2 separate regions of the Homo sapiens genome follow, and region 1 is linked to region 2. Evidence: chromatin loops called from intact Hi-C (ENCODE). Cell type or tissue: heart right ventricle. All regions are shown on one strand. Links, peaks and the distances in the headings refer to the core of each region. The heading gives the core; the rest is flanking DNA. Region 1 overlaps LOC643339 (a long non-coding RNA gene). Region 2 overlaps UBE2N (ubiquitin conjugating enzyme E2 N).

The links. Hi-C counts contacts between places; a loop is a spot of excess contacts. Peaks named below come from ENCODE experiments on the same cell type or tissue, not always from the same donor. Only the 100,000 strongest peaks of a DNase experiment are listed, where the experiment ranks them.
Region 1: it touches region 2 in a loop (2.6-fold over the local background); 3 of 110 quality-filtered maps call a loop at or near these places.

Annotation. Positions count from the first base shown.
Region 1 is chr12:93,132,542-93,140,882 of GRCh38, forward strand. All of the region lies in intron 3 of LOC643339 (a long non-coding RNA gene), which reads right to left. Among named protein-coding and RNA genes, the nearest start is that of LINC02412, 38 kb to the right of the region's middle. RefSeq lists an enhancer at 2,850-2,919. In heart right ventricle, for the core only: no CTCF peak of the experiment used is centred there; no DNase peak of the experiment used is centred there; H3K27ac peaks cover 1,726 bases.
Region 2 is chr12:93,414,785-93,423,125 of GRCh38, forward strand. All of the region lies in intron 1 of UBE2N (ubiquitin conjugating enzyme E2 N), which reads right to left. Among named protein-coding and RNA genes, the nearest start is that of UBE2N, 23 kb to the right of the region's middle. In heart right ventricle, for the core only: CTCF peaks have their summits at 4,827 (motif pointing left) and 4,837 (motif pointing left); no DNase peak of the experiment used is centred there; H3K27ac peaks cover 3,155 bases.

The DNA.
Region 1 (8,341 bases), core at 317-8,316, 280 kb before region 2:
CCAAAATAAACTCATACTAACCTGTTATAACATGTCTGAACAGAATCTAGTTGAGGCAGTAAGAAGGATAAGACTTCAGTTTGAAAAGCGCCTCTGTCAGAGCAACATGAATTCTGCTAAAATTGAAGCAAGAACAAACTTCAAATCTAGGGTGAAGTTTGCATGGAAGAACAGTGAAATCATTGAAACTGTACAAAAAGTGTGTGGGGACACTGCCCCAAAGAAATCAACAGTTTACACATGGCTAATTCCTTTTAAGAAGAGATGAGACGATGTTTAAGATGAAGCCCACAGCAGCAGACCATTCGCATACATTTTGGAGGAAAAAGTTAGTATTGTTGGCTCATGCGTATAATCCCAACACTTTGGGAGGCCAAGGTGCGAGGATCACTTGAGCCCAGGAGTTTGAAACCAACCTGGGCAACATAGTGAGACCCCCATCTCTACAAAAAATTTAAAAATTAGCCGAGTGTGGTGGCACAGGCCCGTAGTCCCAGTTACTTGGGAGGCTGAGGTGGGAGGATCACCTGAGCCTCAGAGGTCAGCCTGCAGAGAACCACTATTGTGCTACTGCTCTCCAACCTGGGCAACAGAACAAGACCCTGTCTCAAAATAATAATAATAATAATATTGTTTGTGCCCCAATTAAAGAGGACTGACAGTTAGGAACATAAACCTAATTATAAACATAATAAGCATAAGTCTAATTATAGCCAACACCATAGACATCTCAATTGGTTCAGCTTACACAATTCTGAATGACAAATTAAAGTTGAACAAACTTTTCACTGGATAGGTAACAAAACCACTGCACTCAGATCAGCTGCAGACAAGAGCAGAGCTTTCAATGGAATTTTTAAAGAAGTGGGATCGAGATCCTGAAGCATTTCATTTAAGGATTGTAATAGGAGATGAAACACGGCATTACCAGTATGATCCTGAAGATGAAGCCCAATCAGAGCAATGGCTACCAGGAGGTGGAAAGGGTTCAGTCAAAGAAAAAGCAGACTGGTCAAGAGCAAAGGTCATGGTAACAATTTTTGAAGATTCTCAAAGCATTTTGCTGTTGACTTTCTGGAAGGCCAAAGAATGATAACATCTGCTTCTTATGAGGGTGTTTTGAGAAAGCCAAAACTTTAGCAGAAAAAATCCAAGGAAAGCTTCACCGGAGAGTCCTTCTCCACCGTGACAATACTCCTGTTCATTCGTCTCATCAAACGAGGACGATTTTGTGAGTTTCAGTGGGAAATCCTTAGACATCCAACGTACAATCCTGATTTGACTCCTTCTGACTTTTTGTTTTCTAATCTTAAGAAATATTTAAAGAATACCCATTTTTCTTCAGTTAATAAGGTAAAAAAGATTACATTGATATGGTTAAATTCCCAGGACCCTCAGTTCTTTAGGGATGCACTAAATGGCCATCACTGCTTACAAAAGTGTCTTGAACTTGATGGAGCTTATGTTGAGAAATAATTTTATATTTTTATTTTTATCTTTTAATTTTTTCCATAAACTTTTTGAAGTCCCCTAATGCAGCAGTCACCAACGTTTTTGTCACCAGGGACCAGTTTCGTGGAACACCATTTTTCCACGGACCAGCATGGGTGGAGGGCAGTTTTGGGATGAAACTGTTCCACCTCAGATCATCAGGCATTAATTAGATTCTCATAAGGAGTGCACAACCTGGACCCCTCACATGGGCAGTTCCCAACAGGGTTCACACTCCCATAAGAATCTAATGCCCGCTAATCTGACAGGAGGCAGAGCTCATTCGCTTACCTATTACCTTCTGCTGTACGGCCTGGTTCTTAATAGGCCATGGACCAGTACCAGTCTGCTGCCTGGGGATTGGGGCCCCCTGCCCTAGTGTGTGTGTGTGTGTGTGTGTGTGCGCGTGTGTGTGTGTGTGTGTGTGTGTGTGTATTGTGTGTGTGTATTCCCCTCCCCTTCCTTACATATACTCTAACATTCTTCAGTGAAACTTAACAGATATTGTGAAGTTTGCTGCAAATCTGTACAGCTGCACTATATTTCATAATATGAGTGTCCCATAATTTACCCAGCCTCTTCTGAATAGACATAATGGTGGTTTTCAGTTTTTTACTTCCACAAACATACTTTTGCACATATGTATGACTAGGACTACAGAATCAATTCCTTAAAGTGGAATTACAGAATCAGAGGATATGTGAGTTTTCATTCTGATAGACATTGCCAAATGGTGACACTTAACTTTTGATGAGAACTGCCAAAAGTAAAGTATTTGTTCGTGCCAGAAACAGAGTGAAGATAGCATTTTATTTTAAAGTTTAATACCTCAGGCAAGCAAGTAGCACATTTATTCATGAAACTCATTTGCCCCTGTCTTGCCCACCTAAAGCACATACACATTGTTATGAACCCATTCAAAATATACTTGTGACAACAGCTTACTCAATGAGGAACTTGCTAGAAATTTCGTATCACCAAATTGTGTGAGTATTTGTCGCAATGGGGTTAGCTTGCACGCTCTCTACTTTGCCCTGGCTGTGTTTACTACCTTTCATGGCCCTGGTCAGTTAGTAACACTGTCTTGTTTTTCTTTTGTAACCAAAGGTCAGTTTGTGACCCTGCTCCACTCCCCACCTCCTCTGCCTTAGTTTCTTCTTGCCTTAGTTTCCTCATAAGAGTAACCAGTCTTAAAGTGTCAGGGCAGGCACATTACTGATGTATCAGTGAAGAGCCCCTGGGCACAATGGAACTTGAATTTGATTTTCTATTACCTGTGAGGGTGAGTTAGTAAGCAGACAGCCTTGTACTCTGTTCAGCGGCTTCCCTTGCTGCCTTTCTATAATGAAAAAAGCAGAGACCCAGAACATTCTCCCGTTTCTCTAGTGTTTACCCAACACACACTCTGTGCTACCATCCCCATTTGTGGCTTCTTTCCTATTTGCTCTTGTAACATGAGAAACAGTGTGGAGGTTTTATGCTTGTTTTGTAACCAGCTATAACCATTTCCTTTTCTCTGCCTCTGATTATAAACACATTTCCTTCCTGGTAACCATTGAAAATCTATATCTGACCAGGTTGAAACCAAATGAAGTCATTTTGGTTCCATTGGTGACAACCAATTAAATATAATTCTGTTTACATTTAGAATGGGTTGTAAATTTAAGAAAATGATTTAAGCCCTACTTAAAATATTTTTTGGCTCATAAAACCATGAAATCATTTCTGTAATATGAGTAATCAAGAAGCTTCATATTTACATTTACCTTTAAATTGCTCTAAAAGAGCCAGAGACTGGACATTAAAAACAAACAAACAAAAGATTCAGAGTCTGCAAGGAAGCTATTTCACTATCCCCATGCTGCGAGCTGGTTAAGCTCTTTAGCTCAGATAGCCCTATTTTCTCAGGGAGCAATGGAAAAAACAGATCTCCTACTTAAAAATAACAGTAAAAACAAGAAACACACTGCACTATATTGGTAAACCTCAAACTCACGTAAGTCAGTTACCTGCCCCGATGGGAGTTTAGAAGTTGGTGCTACTACTCTTAGTACTGCCATAAGATGTCACCAGAAAACAGGACCCTGAGTTCTAGGAAAAGGGATAAGAATGGACAACAGGTGGGAGCCACCAAACTATTCCAGGCCGGATGACAGAAACCTTAAAAGAAAAGTTCCAAATACAATTAACTGACCAAACCCCTCCACACAGTGGAGAGGCTTCATAATCAATAAAGACAACTTCCCACCTCTGAGCACTTACAACAAAGATGCAGATGTATCTTTGGCAGTGGACTTTTTTTTATTGAGTTCTATCTCCTTTTCTTCACAAGCATGTATTAAGCAAGTTTTATGTGTTATACTTTCACTGGGTGTTGTGCAAAGACTAAAAAGTCATCAGCTCTGCCCCATAGTGGGTGGTTGTTAAATGTTGTTAAATGAATGGATCTGTGAATATATGCATGTGTGAATGAATGAATAAATAAAGCTTATAATATGGTTATGGGAGAAAACACAGCTTTAATTTTCTGTTACTTGTCAGGGTGGTGTGTACAGAACACAGTGGTATGCGTGACCAGTTCTACCCAGGGTAGTGTGGCAAGATCTCAGACTTGAGGTGACAATTGAATGGGCGTTGGTCAGATGAAAGGAGTTTAACGTAGACAAGTAAAAGACCACAGAATGAGCAAAAGCCTAAAGCAGAGATCAACAAACTACAGCCTGTGGACCAAATCCCATCTGCTGCCTGTTTTTGTAAATAAAGTTTTATTTGGGCAGAGCCATGCTCATGCATTTATATTTTTTCCATGGCTGCTTTCACACTACAATAGCAGCATTGAGTAGTTGCAACAGAGACCACATGACCCAGGAAACCAAAAATATTAACTATCTGGCCGTTTACAAGTAAATGTCTGCCGCCCTCTGGCCTAGAGATATGAAAGAGCTGAATATTCAGGAACCTGTAGGGAAGTCGTAATAGCTGAAACTTGTAGTCCAAAAAGGGGCTCAGTGAGAGAAGAGACAAAACGGTGATCAGAGGCCAACCCTGAAGGTTCTTCTGTGCCATATTAAGAAATTCAGTTTTGCCATCGCATGTTCTCACTCATAGGTGGGAAATGAACAATGAGAACACTTCGACACAGGAAGGGGGACATCACACACCGGGGCCTGTTCTGGGGTGGGGGAAGTGGGGAGGGATAGCATTAGGAGATATACCTAATGTAAATGACGAGTTAATGGGTGCAGCACACCAACATGGCACATATATGCATATGTAACAAACCTGCATGTTGTGCACGTGTACCCTAGAACTTAAAGTATAATAATACAGAAAAAAAAGAAATTCAGTTTTGCTCCTTTAGGAAATGGGTAACAAGAGCAATTTTGCTTTTAGAAATATCTCTCAGGGATCAGGATAGACGAGAGAGATGCAAGTTTGCAGCAGGAGATCAGCTCTCCAAACTTCACATCTTATAAATTCCTTGATTCAACAAACATTGAAAAGCTTAATGCTGTCATTATGCCTCTTGCTCTATCCTTGGGAAACAGAACCTGGCACACAGACATGCCCAATCAATATTTATTGAATAAAGGAATTAAGGAAAGAAAAAAGACAATATTGTAATGGCATCATTATTAAATGGTTTTCTGAATAGGCTGCCTCTGCTATGAGACAAATAGCTGAGATTCTCACAGATTTCCAGTTTCCATACTAGCAGGCATTGAGATCCAGGCAAAAGGAGGTTAATAGTGAAACACAAGCCAGAGAGAAATTCCTCCCCTTCATCTCTGGTGCCAACATCATCAAATACCAGTCACTGGCCAAACCTGTGTTTATTCCATGCCCTGTGGCCTAATGAGAGGGGATGGGACAAGAAGCAGCTCTGCTAATAACTGTCATGAAAATAATAATATCACTTGGCTGTATGCGGCAACTTTCATTGGAAGCTCTTGAATCAATTTTTTCCTCTTGCATAACTATTATTTCCATTTTATTTCCACTAAAGGAGAAGCCAAACCACAGAGTGGTTGTGACTTGCCCAAGGTCATGGAGCAAATCAGAAGAGCAGTTTTTAAAAGCTGAGAAGGATATCAGGGGATGTAAAATCCAGTTGCCTTCCCAGCCTAGAATGGGCTGGGTTCATGACTCAGTAAGACACATGGCGTTACCTAAGCTCAGTGTCTCTGAAAATGAGTCACACTAAGGGAGACTCAGGGCCTGAGGGGCTGTGTCAGACATACGTTTTCAGTAGTCACTCATTGTCCCTGCCCATCAGATTTTAACGTCTGTCACCGAAGCCCATCACAGACAGGGCCTCTTGGGAGGTTTAGCCTATGGAACTGGGAAGGTCTGCCTTGGGGGTGTCTGTCTTTTCTGGATGTTTACCCAGCTGTCAGTTCCTATGAAGCCCAGGTCTCCCCATTCCATTATCCATCAGGAGCCCATGGCTGGGGTAGCTGTGGCTTCCACTCGGTCCATGATGATTCTGGTGTTTGCCTGTTGTCCCAGCATAATTACTAATAAATCTTTTTTTTACTCTAAAAAAATGCCCCAGTTTGGACCATAAATTAATTATATGGTCACTCTAACTGACAAATCAGGAAGCACCTATGCAGAAACCAAAAGCCCTCTTTTCATCATGATGATTCTATCTCAGCCACTTTTGTTTCATGGACCTAGAATCTTGAACTTACAATAGGCCCAAACTCCCAGTCAGTTAAGGAATCTCCTCTGAGCTATGTAAATGCTCCTGGTCATAGAGTTAGCTACACAGCCCATAGACCAGTTAATTACTAATTGTGAATAATCACTTCCTTACCTTGTACCAAAATCTGCCTTCCATATCTTTTATACAATGATCTTAGCACTATTCTCAAGAAGCTGAAAAGTCAATTCTCCCTCCTGTCCCATAAGAGAGCCCCCTTAAGTCCTCCGTTGTACAGCCCAAACACCACCAACCATCAGGAACAAATTCTAAACAGCATTTAGGAATGTAGCTTTGGAGTCAGACATACCTGGATTCGGATCTGGGCTCCATCACTCCCTAGCTAGATAGCCTTTGGTAAATACTTAACTTCTCCAATTTCACTTTCTTTGTCTGTAAATTTTGAACAAACATTAACTACTTAAGCTAGGCATGACTGGTTATGGAACCAATAGCTAGTTCTCCTTTCTTTCTTACTAACAAGGGGCTCACTTAAATGCTCTTGGATTACCCAACTTCCTTGCAGCTAGATGTGGTCATGCAACACAGTTCTGGACAAGGAGCTGCAAGTGGAGGTACCAGCTGGAGTTTCTGAGAAAGCCTGTTAGAGGGCACACATCCAGCTTGCATTCACCTTGTCAGTTTGTGCTACTTAGCTTCTCCCTTCTTTCAAATACTTCCTGCCTAAAAATTAGTTGTGAAGCACAAAATAGAACAGCTATGCTGCATACATGAGGAAGCAAGCCTCCAGCAAAAGAGACTGGGTTCTTGATGGCACCATGGGGCCTGCATACTCACTCTGAAGTGCTTACAGCTGGACTTCCTATTACATGAGAAAAATAAATCCCTCCATTGGTTAAACCATTGAAATTGGGTTTCTGCCACTTGCAGTCAAATGAATCCTAAATGACACATACTTCAGAAGGTTGTTTTGAACATAAAATGAACTTACTACAGTGCCCAGCACAAAACATATAGTGAATGGTTTGCTATTATCACTATCATAATTATTATCATTGCTACTCATTGCCATAGACCTTAGAGAGAGGGGCAAGAACATGTAGCTATAGCAATCCTTCCAACCTCTGATAGCACCAGTACAAAAATATCTGTGATCTCTTAAGCACACACAAAAAAGTCAGTTGCTGATGTTTTGACAAGTGCATCTCTGTTAGTGGCTAATGAAGCCAGTTCTTCAAAGCACCAGATCCCGAGAGCACAAAGAAATGAAATTCCACCTGGCTGGCAGGTCAGGGAGCAAGTTCTTTCCTGTAGTGAAGGGTGCGCCTGGTTTCCTCTCTGGACAGGGGATCCATCCATATTGTATAGTGCATTTCCTGGAAGTGCTGTCTTCTCTGAACGACAAGCAAAGCACAACACCTTAAGGATGTCATTATTTCATGGAAAGAGAGTTTCTGCTCAGAAACCAAAGCCACACCTAAAACCAGCTGAGCATAGGAGCACATGTTCAAATGGAGCACTGGGAAGTGGAATTAGCTTTCTATAACCTCACTGAAGCATCTGCCAAGATCAGACAAGGATGGGACTAGCTATACATTCTTCCCTGGAGTCCATCAAGCCACAGATTTGGGTTCACGGGGGCCTATCATGGTATTCATCCCACCTCCACCTACTCCCTACTGCACTCTGCAGATATAAAGAGTGGTGAAGTGGGAAAAAAAAAAAAAAAAACAACAAGACAAAACAAAACATCATAAATTTCAGAGTTCAACAGACCTAGGGTTCAAATTCCAGTGGGTCACTTCTAAACTGGGTACCTTTGGACAGACCATTTGCCCTTTCTGAGCTGCAGTTTTTGTATCTGTAAAACAGATAAGAGTTTCACAAGTTTGCAGAGGATTGAAGGAGAAAGTCTGTGTGGCAGTACCTGGTACAGGGTTATCATGAGTCCTTCTTTCCCTATCAGCAGGATGGTCTTGGCTGACTTTTTGTATTCATCACCCAAGCCCAAGGAGTGGACCCAGCTCAGGTCACTGCCACCAAGGGCAGCTCGTTTGTTGCCTTCTACCCCGTGCATCATCATCCAAGTTTTTGGGCCACACTTGGGGAGCCAAAGCCTTCTCCAAAGCTGAGGTCATAAAGCAGAAAAAGACAAAGCTCTGCTTTCAGAGAGCAGGTTTGGTT
Region 2 (8,341 bases), core at 311-8,310:
CCACTCCCTGGCTTTATCTCCACAGCACTACTAACAAATCTCATTTCTACTTATTTTGTTCAGAATTTAAGCTCCATGAGAGGATGGATTTGAGTCTATTTTATGGACTGCTATATCCTCAGCATTTGGAACACTGCCTGGCACAATAGATATTCAATTAATATTTACTGAATTCTGAATCTATTTGATGTTATGAAAAGAGGGAAATAAACGATCAGAATTTCATCGTTAACATCATTAAGGCAGGGTTATTTTCAAGGCAGGATGTGCACATTATGGAAGGAAAACAAAAGGAGCCACTCAGGTATGGGGAAAAATAGTCTAACTTCTACTTATATTTATTTTTAACCAGAAAAATGTTCATATTTAAATAAGCTTTTAGGTATGAAAAACAATAAATGAGAACATTTTATTTACACTGCCTTCACCTAAAAAAAAATACATCATAAACTGTTTCATTCCACAAGCTACAGGGCATACGTTAAAAACAACAACAACAAATAACTTCTCTCTCAGCACAGTAATATACTGAAATAGTCATAAGATGTAAATACAAATCAAATGCTTCCCCAAAATGTGTTAATTAAACCCATGGCCATTTTAGGTAATGTCTCTGGTATTTTAAGACTAGTTTTTTGTTTTGATCATGGCGATGTAAGAGCAAGTGAGAAACTGACATGTTCTTTAGGTTCAAACTAAAACATTTTTAGAGTATTAAAAAGCTCAAGAGGCAATAATGAAGCCTCTGACCTTGGGAAGTCCTTTAACATGTGACCAGAACAAAAGAGGCTGGTCTTCATTTTTTAGGAAAAAAGTTAAGATATTAGGGATGAATAGCAGGAGTAGAAAAATGAGAAAATAACTGGATGGTAAAATTCCTTGAATTCTGGGCTCTCCTCACCTCCATCCTTTAATTTTACCCCAGGTCTTCATGTTTTTAGAAAGCCATAAATTGGGTGACTGGAAAAAAAAGAAAGCCAGGGCCCAAGAGTCCCAATCCACCACTCACCAGTTACACAAAGTAGTAGCAGCTCTGTATCTACTATAAAAAGCTACAGAAAGGCCTCCAAAAGCGTATCCCAAAATAGCTTCAAAATCACTCTCAATACACAGTGGCAGAGATAGGTATGGCATTTACTTTCTCATCTTCAGTTCACCCTCAAAATCAGATATTCTTTGTAAAGAATGTACATATTAAGCACATCATGTGACCTGATCAAGCCTAGATTTAATTGGAACACATTCTAAAATAAGCTTTCGTGTGTAGAAAACATTTTGAAATAGTCCTTATAATATATGCTGCTCTCAAGTTCTAATGGACTGACACAAAAACATGCATAATTATTTCACTAAACTGTTGGTTTCCCTAACAAACCCACAGCATAAACTGTGGGAGGGGAAAAAAGGAATAAAATCCAAACTAAATGAAACAAGTCTGAAATGGCAGCATCTGAAAAAGTCTCAACCACAGAAACTGATGTCAACTTTTTTCCTAAAAAGGCAAAAACTGGCTAGGAAATAAAATCTTTCCGGCCACTATTCAACACATGACTAACTAAAATACCTTCTGGTTTTACACTATTCTTTGGTGGAAAGACAGAGTACAGTATGATTTCTTTAAGTGAAGAAGTAAAGGGCTAAAATTCCTACTGTTTCACTTATCTATCTTTTTTTTTTTTTTTGAGACAAGTCTCGCTCTCTTGCCCAGGCTGCAGTGCAGTGGCACGATCTTGGCTCACTGCAACCTCTGCCTCCTGGGTCCAAGTGAGCACCTGGCTAATTTTTGTATTTTTAGCAGAGACAGGGTTTCACCATGTTAGCCAGGCAGGTCTCGAACTCCTGACTTAAAGTGATCTGCCCGCCTCAGCCTCCCAAAGTGCTGGGATTGTAAGCGTGAGGCACCACGCCCGGCCTTATCTATCTTTTGGCACAAATAATTTACATTGCAGGTGGGATGCCATGGTTCACACCTGTAATCCCTGCACTTTGGGAGGCTGAGGCAGGCAGGGGAATCACTTGAGGCTAGGAGTTCCAGACCAAGCTGGGCAAGCATAGTGAGACCCCATCACTACCAAAAAAAAAAAAAAAAAAAAGTTGACAAATGAGATCACATAGGAAGGCCATAGTTGTTTACAGAAAAACAGAATAACCCTTAAATGAATTTTGTGATTCTATTATGTTTAAAAGCAGTCCAAGGATTGAATCCCAAACAGAAGTGAGTTTAGGGCCATGCATAATAGAAAGCACTGTAGACTATGTTCAGGAAATTAGTTAATGTAGACTATGTTCAGGAAGTTAGTTACTAAAATAGACAGGTAAGTTGGTAAAGGAATAGGGTATGGATTTAAATGTCCACAAAATTAAGTCTAAAGGAAGGTATCTCATCTTATAGAACGCATACAATAGTTAATGCTACAAATATTTTTAAAAGGAATCAAATATCACATCAAATTGATCTAATTATCAACAGATCTACTGGGTCTTGAAGAGCAAACCCTAGACTCACACTACTGTAAACTATACTGTAGTTAGTCAATTATAACAACTGACATTCTGTCAACCTATCTCTATTAACCAGGACTCTTATTTTTAAGTTGAAAAATAATTTGTGCTCAGTACGAAGCAATGACAGGTCTTAGATGCTCTTCTGCAAGGCAATGATTGGAGTATGTACAGTAAAATTTTGGGGTAATAAACAGTATTCTTAGAAAAAGTGCTAATTTGTGTGTGAGAAAAGTTGGTCCAGTTAGTAACTATCTATATCCCAGTGCATCCTGTCTACAGTGATTAGGTTTTTTAGAATATTCTCTGAAACACAAAATTGCAATATATGACCAGTAATATCAACTGTAGATCTTTTAGCTCATCTCAAACAAGAGCTGTCTGATAACTCAGTAACTGCCAATTTCATTACTGAAAAATAAGTGTTAAAAAACTGAGTGATGCTTCAATGATACCTACTCTGTAAACTCCAACCTGTCACTACATCTTTAAGCGATTCTAAAATATTAACAAACAGGGTTCTGGACAAAGTTGTGTGTTATAGAAAAAAAATTTAAATAAAGAAAAAAATTATGAAAAATTTGTAAGATAAAACAAACGGGCTCCTTTTTTGGGATCACTAATAAAGCAAGTCAATTCTTCATTATGTACACAACTGTAAGTTACTTATGAGAATCTGCAAGTTCACCCTCTATATATATAAGTGGGCATTTTTATTTATCACTTTTTTTGTAGAGATGGGTTTCTCTATGTTGCCCAGGCTGGTCTCCTGCCTCAAGCAATCTTCCCGCCCTGGCCTCCCAAAGCAATGGGATGACAGACGTGAGCCACCACACTTGGCCCAATAAGTGAGCATTTAAAAAATGTTACCACCAGCCTGGGCAACATAGCAAGACCCCATCTCTGCAAACCAAAAAACTAAAAAAATTAGCTGGGCATGCTGGCATATGACTATAGTCCTAGCGTACTTGGGAGGTTGAGGTGGGAGTACTGCCTGAGCCCAGGAGTTCAAGGTTACAGTTAGCTGTGATCATACCACTGCACCCCAGCCTGGGCGATAGTGAGACCTTGTCTCTTAAAAACAAAACAAAACAAAACAAAAAGTTAATTATCATCAATGGACATTTTCAAGTGCATACCCCTTGCTTCATTTTATCTGTAAGCCCTGTGAATTTTACTACATGATTTTGTATAACATAACATTCTTAGAAACATATAATGTCTCATTATAGTAAAACTGACTGCCTATTTTCTAGCTGGGATTAGAAATAGAACCAAAGTTTTGCTCAAGCTCCCCATTACACTACTTCCTTACAAATCATAAGGCCACCTAGAGATACACTAAGATAAAAATGGCTGATGAGTACTTTTCTCCACAGCACTGCTATCCAACAGAAATATAATACAAGCCACGTAAGTATTTAAAAATTTTCTAGTAGCCAAATAAAAAAGTAAAAAGAAACAAGTAAAATTAATTTTAATATATTTTATCTAAAAATGTATTCAAAATATTATTTCAACATGAAATCAGTATGAAATTAATGATGTATTTTATCTTTTATCATAGCCTTCAATGCCCACTGTGCAAATTACACTTGTAGCACATGTTAATTTAAACTAGTCATATTTCAACTACTCAACAGCCACATGGAATGATTAGTGGCTCCCAAATTAGTCTGGAGAGTGAAACACAAGACAATCATGTTATAATGTTACTGCCTGGTCATTATGAATAATTTAATTTATTTCATATAATAGGTAAAATTTTGTACAGAAACTTTAAAGCATCACTATTTTCCCCTCAAAAAATTCTATACAAAAAGTAATGTCAGGCCGGGCGTGGTGTCTCATGCCTATAATCCCAGCACTTTGGGAGGCCGAGGCGGGCAGATCACCTGAGGTCAGGAGTTCGAGACCAACATGGAGAAACCCTGTCTCTACTAAAAATATAAAATTAGCCAGGCCTCGTGCTGCATGCCTGTAATCCCAGCTACTCGGGAGGCTGAGGCAGGAGAATCACTTGAACCTGGGAGACGGAGGTTGCAGTGAGCCGAGATCGTGCCACTGCACTTCAGCCTGGGCAACAAGAGTGAAACTCCGTCTCAAAAAAAAAAAAAAGTAATGTCAGAACATTTGACATCACTAATAACAGAAATGCATGTAACAACAGTTGCTGTTTGCTACACTCACAAGATTGTGTTTGAAAAAAATTTATGGCAATTTCAAAACACATTAAATGAACAAAAATTAATTCAAACAAGCTAACTGAATGATGAAGTAAAGAGTTCACTGAGGAACTATTTTAATTTTTACAGTACACACTACCCCCTAGTGGACATAAGACATCATCTACTTATTTCACCACCTTTCCTTTGCAAATGAAAAAACTGATGCTCTTAAAAGTTACTGTACCCAAGTTTGCTAAGCTTTTTAAACTTACATTATATGATCACTCCTTGCTTTGGTAAAACCAAACCAAAGTTAGCACCTACCTAAACACGTCCTTGAAAAAGACCTATAGATTCCAACAGTAAATAAAATGAAAATAGCTTAAGAAAACTAATAAAAGCAAACCAAGCAAAGCTAAGACAATTTTGTATTCCCTTTCTGCTTTCACCTCTTGTGCCTATCTTGCTCCTAACCACTTAGACTCCCCCAGATAAGCTAACTGGGTCCATGAGAATTTCCTGAAAATGCCTATCCTAAAGTCAAATGGAGAATAATGATTCTCAAGACACACCCCTCCCTTGTTCTTTCTTTTCCCTTCTACTCCCACATATTTAAATCTCAAAATTTCTTAGGTGGCAGATTCAGAGAAGGAAAAACGGAAGAAAAATCTATTTCTAAGATTCTGCGTACCAAAGACTAAATCTCAGAGTACTTTAGACCAGAGTATTCCTTTTTTGGGAAAAGCTTTATTTATGGGTTGATAGGTAACAAATAGGTAAGTACTCTCTATTCCACTTGAAGTAATAATGAACAGATGGGGCCAGATGACTTGGGCTAGAAATCTCTACATCCTAATTTTTTCCCTCAAACCTAGACCAGATCAATATTTCTGTGAAGCTCAGTGAAAAGGAATGGAGACTTGGGAGCTGGAGGGACTTCTGAAAGTCAAAGTATATATAATCTGAGATACATCAGAATGTATCTCAGGTCTGAATTAGTCTAAAAGTTTCTCCCTTGTACTTCCAGTTTCCTGTTCATTACCACCTCTCCACTTACTGTAACTACGCACAATAACTGCTGGTTTACTTCTCAGACCCTAAACTATTTGAAGAGAGGAACCCCAGCTAGTAAATGGTGGTAAATTCTAAATAAATGCTTGCTTGGTGAACGAACATCTGCAATGCTTAGGTACCACCCAGAGCTGATGAGGAATACTGTATCTGCTGTGTTCATTGGTAAATTCCATCTCAGGAACAGCATTTAAGATTATTCCAATCACTGACAATGACAATGGACAAAAATCAGAATAATCCTACTAACAAATTGTCCCACCAAGAAGAAAAACTGTTAAGCTGAATTCCTTTATTTCTTGTCTATCTTGCCTCCCCAATTCTTCTGCCCACTAAACACATCAGGTTGTATTATAGTCTGTGTATATTTTCCTCCCCACCAGTCTGTAAGCCCCATAAAAGCAGGGACCACATGCAATTATCAAGCACTGTCCCAGATATACAGAGAATCAATAAAAGAAAATCTCGGGTAACAGTTAAGAACAAACTATGCCAAATACTGACTTAAGTGCTACATATGTATTAGCTCATTTAATCCTCATACTCATTTTACAACTGAGAAACAAAGAGTAATCGACCAAAGCTAGTGAATGACAGAGTGAAGATTCAAATCCAAGCTGCTGGGCTCTATTCAGTCTGGTTTCAGGATGTGTTTCTTAATCTTTTTCTTTCTTTTTTTTTTGGGGGGGCTGGGGGGACAGATTCTCACTCTGTCACCCAGGCTGGAGTGCAGTGATACAATCTCAGCTCACTGCAAGCTCCACCTCCCGGGTTCACACCATTCTCCTGCCTCAGCCTCCAGAGTAGCTGGGACTACAGGCACCCACCACCTCGCCCAGCTAAATTTTTTGTATTTTTAGTAGAGACGGAGTTTCACCGTGTTAGCCAGGATGGTCTCGATCTCCTGACCTCGTGATCTGCCGGGCCCGGCCCATGTTTCCTAATCTTGATGGTATACAATAAAGACAATTAACTACATAAGCAGTAAATGTCTAATGTTTGGCAGGGACAGTAAACAGCACGGGAGTTAAAAGGGCTATTTTCAACCCTTCATAATCGTGAAGTGGTGCTTCATGAAAAAGGTAAATTTAAGCCATAATGTCATAAATTTTTTTTTCTTTTTGAACTGGTAACCAGAAAAGTATAGTCTTATTAAGATAAAAATAGGAAAAAAACTGATTTGATTGAAAAATTGGTATATACTATTTTGACTTGGAATTATCAGATGGTAAACCATTTTGCCTATCTTTGATAGTGCATGAGATCAACATGCTCTAAAATGTTTCGTGACTTTGAAATATAAATTTACTTACAAATGTTTACTCATTGCTATTTTGTTCATGGCATTGTGGTATTAAATAACTGGAAGGAAGAGTAAAACTTCTTGGCATCCAGCAGTTTATTTCATTGTGAGTAGTCAAGGTCTTAAGGTACAGGAGGTGTGAGTTAGGATACTATTAATATATGAAGAGCAGAACCAGATTACAGGGCTATTATGTTCTTGTTTATTTCTAAAGACATTTTTAAAGTTTTCTGGAAAGATTAAAAACCTCGTCTCCATCTTTTTTCCCTCTTTGTTTTTTCAAAGATTTCCAAATATTGGCATCACAGCTAAAGATGGTGTCAACTATTCCTTCATAAAACACTCATGAAGTTCTTGGTGGTAAAAATGTCCTTTGAATATTCAGCACTATAATTAGTAGACTCGTGGCAGTCAAGCATCTCCATTTTCTATGGTTCCTGATTTGATGAATGACATAACACTTCATTGCCTGAACTTTTCTTAGCACCAGCTCAAAAAATAAAAATAAGACTTTAGTGATTTAAATAATGTAGCTGTCTATCTTAATGAACTCTGTTATCTCAGGAATGATTTGACAGAGATGTCTCAGAATGCTGAATGAAAAGAAAGGACCTAGCTTAGTAACACAGTTCATTGGGACTGCTGTGTGCCATGGTCCTCGAGGCACTATTAACAAACCTATTGCATATTTTAGGTTCTGGGAGTGGGTATATAACTTAGTAGGTGAGGTAGGAAATGTTCTTCTGTATTCATCTTGAATTAAAATTAGGGAAATTTTTTAAAAGCCTGTTTTATGTGGTGAACACTAAAATAATAAGATTTATTAGCAAAAACCAGTGAACTTGGTTTTTTTCTTTGATCCAGCTTTTATGTAAAAAATGATGTAGATTGTGGGTTTTTTCTTTCATAAAATTTTACTTGTTTTTTTCAAGTTGGTAATTCATTTCAGGCCCTTATGTGTAATTTTAGTCATTTGTCTATGTTAACTATTAAACAATGTTAAAAATTCCCCCACTCATTCATATGTTCCTTTAGCTCCCACTCTTTAGTATAATGTTGGAGCTGGGAGATAAGAAAATTGTAAAAATTTTAAGTAACTTGTAGAAAAAGAAAAACTTACCCGTGGTCACACAAAAGGACTGCCTGGAAGCATTTAGGGCAAAATGAGGTTGGTAGTATGCATCCAGCACTTCTTGCGCATCACAAGCAAAGAAATAACCCATTCTGGAGAGAACTGCAGTAGTTACCACTAAGACAGCAGCAGAGTTCTAGTGGTAGCATTCTGCGCTTGACATCA